Regions from separate parts of the Homo sapiens genome. Here region 2 is linked to region 1. The links are chromatin loops, found by intact Hi-C in ENCODE. Cell type or tissue: PC-3. All regions are shown on one strand.

Evidence for each region. Peaks named below come from ENCODE experiments on the same cell type or tissue, not always from the same donor. Only the 100,000 strongest peaks of a DNase experiment are listed, where the experiment ranks them.
Region 2: a loop joins it to region 1, with 4 times the contacts of the local background. A loop is called at or near these places in 2 of 110 quality-filtered maps.

What each region holds. Positions count from the first base shown.
Region 1 is chr6:105,595,221-105,597,720 of GRCh38, forward strand. No RefSeq gene overlaps it. Among named protein-coding and RNA genes, the nearest start is that of LINC02836, 36 kb to the right of the region's middle. In PC-3, no CTCF peak of the experiment used is centred here; a DNase peak (open chromatin) is centred at 1,221; H3K27ac peaks cover 2,348 bases.
Region 2 is chr6:105,675,204-105,677,703 of GRCh38, forward strand. No RefSeq gene overlaps it. Among named protein-coding and RNA genes, the nearest start is that of LINC02836, 44 kb to the left of the region's middle. In PC-3, no CTCF peak of the experiment used is centred here; a DNase peak (open chromatin) is centred at 1,058; H3K27ac peaks cover 735 bases.

The DNA of each region.
Region 1 (2,500 bases):
TCCATGTTGTATATCACACCACAGAAATTCAACCACCTTGGGTGGTGATGTGTGTGGTGAGGTGACAGCTGGGGAATATTAAGTGTGTCTTAGGAAAGATCGACTTTCTTTCCAGGGCCCACAAAAGGTGTATTTTGAAGACTTGATATGAAATATCAAGTGTGGGGATTTGCATACAATTATGGAACACAGGAAAACAGAACTTGCTCCTTGTTTTATTTCCTATGCTGTGTAGCATCTATTAAGGCAAAGCCCTAATTTCCACATTACTTAGTTTTGCAGGAACCAGAATTGCTAGTGTCATATGAGACAGTGTTAATGATGTGAGGTACAAATACTCTTGGAAATGTCTCCAAAGTTAGCCATTTTCTATAGATAGATAGATTCCTAATCCTGACAGTTATGTGTTACTTCAATACCGCAAAAAGCATGCTTTTCTTTTCTATGAATTTTTAAATGATACATTTTTATATTAAAATAAAGACTTTTCTCCTAAATGAAAGTGCCAAAAATGCTAGAACTGACTCCACAAATATTTCACCCCCAACATAAAATATTTTGATTTAATAATATAGTATCACTTTCTACTGGTAAACATTTTCTTCCTAAAGATAGAGAAAGGCCCTGTGTTGTAGATCAGTACTGTTCCTCTATTTCACAGATGGGAACATTGAGGTATGGGTGTAGCATATCATTTGCCTCAACTTTCACAGCATCTCAGGGGAAGACAGGAAATCTGGTCCACAATGCCTGTATATTTAAGTCTGCTGCTTAGTCATGAGACATAAAGCATCTCAAAAACTACCAATATCATTAAAAATGTCAGTGGAGATCAGTGGTTCCATTCTCAGGATGTGAAATGTGATAAACTGCAGGGAGGAAGATAGATCAACTCAGAACAAAAAAACTACATTTGAAAGCAGCGGAATCTCAACCTCAACTTTGAATATTGTTATTCAAGAACTGGAAATTGATATGAGATTACTGCACTACATTTGGCCACCTTTCAGTAATGCCTATGCTATTCAAATATACTTGTGCAAACTCAGTTTCCAAAAGTTATGAGGGGACTTTTTGTTTAGCAAATTGTTCTTGTAAAACTTGTCTGCTGTTAAACTGTAGACACAGCTCCAAGGAATCTCTTACTAGAAAGCACTGCATTATTCCAACATGAATCACAGATGAAATTGACTATTTTCCCAGGATGTTATAACTGACTGTGGTTCTCAGCTGAGAACTAGGATACTTTACTATGTCTGTGATTGAAATGCCCATTGAATAACAGTTTAACAAAGCTGGATTTAGTATGAGTTTGTTGTATGTGACGGGTACTCAGTGGAATGTGGTTAGGGCAACTTCCAATTCAACAGACTATGAATTAGAATGTGCGTAGGGGACATTGAATACCACACACTTAAAATCACATTTAAAGTAAATCTATCAAACACTTCTAGGACATTCTGCCTTTTGCCATCTGGATGGCACGTGCAATTAAAATTCCAACGTGGAAACAGGAAGTCCCTCTAGGATAAAGACTTATGAGAATGAATTTTTTGTGTGTAGGAAAGTGGATTATGAGCATCATATAAGACTCATTAAGTTCCCAGGTGGCCATTGCACTATAATTGGCAGTGTGTAGATCAGGAATACACTTGAAAAATATTATTGTGTATATTTAAGATATACAACCTGTATATACATACATATATATATATATATATATATATATATATATATATATATATATATTTTTTTTTTTTTTTTTTGAGATGGAGTTTCGCTCTTTTTGCCCAGGCTGGAGTGCAATGGTGCCATCTCGGCTCACTGCAACCTCCGCCTCCCAGGTTCAAGCGATTCTCCTGCCTCAGCCTCCCAAGTAGCTGGAATTACAGGGATGCGCCACCACCCTGGCTAATTTTGTATTTTTAGTAGAGACAGGGTTTCTCCATGTTGGTCAGGCTGGTGTTGAACTCCTGACCTCAAGTGATCCACCCTTCTCCGCCTCCCAAAGTGCTGGGATTACAGATGTGAGCCACCGTGCCCGGCCTCTATATATTTTGATATACATATAAACTGGAATGATAACTACAAGTCGAGCCAATTAACATGTCTATCACCTCACATATTACTTGTGTATGTGTGTGTGTGGTAAAAGCACCTAAAATCTACTCTTTTAGCAAATTTTCAGTATACAATGCAATATTATTAGCTATAGTCCTCATGCTGTACATTTGATCTCTAGACTTCCTCATGTAACTGCAACTTCATACCCTCTGACCAACATCTCCCCATTCCACCCCCTTTCCCACAACCCTTGCCACCTCTAGTAATCACTGTTCTATTCTGTCTTCTATGTATTTGACTTTTTTTATTTTTTAAGATTCTACATGTAAGAAAGATTATGCCATATTTTTCTATGTCTGGTTTCTTTCACTTAGTATAATGTCTTCCAGTTTCACACATGTTGCAAATGGCAGGATCTCCTTTTTAAAGGAATTCC
Region 2 (2,500 bases), 80 kb after region 1:
AGTACTCTAGAGTGACTGCTTGTGGAGGGGGAAAAAGAAATATAAATCATGGGCCGGGCGCGGTGGCTCACGCCTGTAATCCCGGCACTTTGCGAGGCCGAGGCGGGCGGATCACGAGGTCAGGAGATCGAGACCATCCCGGCTAAAACGGTGAAACCCCGTCTCTACTAAAAATACAAAAAAATTAGCGGGGCGTAGTGGCGGGCGCCTGTAGTCCCAGCTACTTGGGAGGCTGAGGCAGGAGAATGGCGTGAACCCGGGAGGCGGAGCTTGCAGTGAGCCGAGATCCCGCCACTGCACTCCAGCCTGGGCGACAGAGCGAGACTCCGTCTCAAAAAAAAAAAAAAAGAAAAAAAAAAAGAAATATAAATCATGACTTATAGAGGCCTTGATTGGACTGATGATGTTAATGAGGCTTGAACTGATGAGATGATTAGTTCAAAAACTTCTACCTAAAGCTCCCTGCACAAAAAACTCTAAATAAAGTGGAGGGAGTGGGATGCATGAAGTTAGGACAGACAGTCAGACTGGCTAGAAGACAGAGGAAAAAAACCATATATGAATTCCTCATGTTTGAGTTAACGCTCCTAAGTTGAGATAGTTTGGGAACTGAAGACGAAAACCAACAGAATAGTGTTCTCTGACACCATTGCTTTCTCAGGGTGTGAGAAGCTTTGTGAGGGTTTTGGGTGAGCTTTCCTTTTTATTGAGAAACACACAAGTGGTTTGAAAGGCTAAGCATGGTTTGCCACAATGCCCTATACTGTAATTAAACCATTGGGTTAGAGGCCTGTTTGCTCTATTTAATGTGCTTTGTGAAACAAGATGCTTTGTCTTTTGTTGTTGCTGGATCTTTCTGACCAGCAATTGAGAGGGGGGGAAGTCTCTGTGTATCTTCCTGCTCTACACTTAGATAATTGGTGTGTGCACTGTCAGTTAAAAAGCATGGCTTTGCCGTGACTATTTGATTTTAGTTACAAGTGTTGGCAGGAGATGCTGAAGGAGACAGGAGGTATTTAGGAACGGTGGCCCTTTGAGATACAAAATTATAAAGCAGCCACAGAAATGAGTCAGCCCATTAAGCTGAGCCATAACCACAGCTAGCCAGAGTGCTCAGGCTTCTTTAGTCATGAAATGCACACGGCCCTTCAAATGCTCCATCCCTCTGTAACCTCACAACACCCAGAGCATATTCCTTCCACAATGGCTCCTAAAGGAACTTTGTTGATTAACTGCTAAACACATGCAAAAGCACACAAATCTGAATCTCGTGTCTATGCAAAGGTGAGAATGTTCTTGGAGTTCTAAAATTGTTGAGAAGAGTTAGTTGTATATTTCCCTGGACAGAAAATAGCTCATGGAAGATAGCGTCAGACGAGTACTTTGAATGATGCAAACTAGGTCAAAAGTGATAGATAACAGGATAAAACCCAAGGAATTAAGTTTATAGAAACTAATTAAATTATAATTTAGAGGGGATAGAAGAAAACTCATGAATGGCAAAAGAAAATTCCATTATCAGCTAATATAGAATTAAATGATTTAGTAGATTACAATAAAAAAAGTGGTTAGTGAAATATACAGACTTAAGCAACTGGAATTTCAACTTTTAACTATGTTTTAAAATGCTCCCTGGCCCTATGTGCACCTCCACATACTGCATATTTCTTTGTTCTCTCTCATAGTAAAAATCTTCCAAAAAATGGTCTATACTCACTATCTTGACATGCTCATTTCCCATTCTCTCGAAAACACTCATTTCAAACTTTTGTTCTCACTACTCCATGAAATTGCTCTTAGCAAGGTCATTAATGAATGAGCTCCATGTTGCCAAATTAAACACTCAACTCCAAGTCCTCTTCTTCACTGACTTCTCAGCAGCATTTGTTTGCTCCTTTTCTTAAAACTACTTTTAACTATTTTTTTAAATGTCTGCTTTGAAATACTTTTAGACTCACGGAAGTTGCAAAAATAGTTCAGAGGGCTCCTAAGTACTTTCACATAGCTTCCTCTAATAATACCATCTTTTATAACCATAGCGCAATTACACACTTTTCAACTTTTCACTTTTAAAAGCTGCTCTGATCTTCTTAAAACTTTTTTCTCCTTTAGTTTCTCTGGTGCCATCCTCCTGGTTTACTTCCTCTCCTGTCTTTGATGTGGGACTCACCTCTTCTCCCTAACTCTAAGTGTTATCATATCTCAGGATTCAATCCTTGTACATTATCTTCTTTTATCTAAGCTCACATCTCACATGACCTTGTCTAATCCCATGGCTTTAGATAGCCTGTATATGAATAAATTCCCAGATTATTATCTCCAGCCTTGAACCCTCCACTGAATTCCTTGACATCAAACTGTCTACTCAACCTCTCCTGCTCAGTATCTAATAGGTATCTCACTTTAACACGTCATAACTGAACTCGTTCAAGCCCTGTCATCCAACCCCTTCTTCCATCTTCTGCTTCTCAGTGAATGGTTCCCAAATTCAACCATGCAC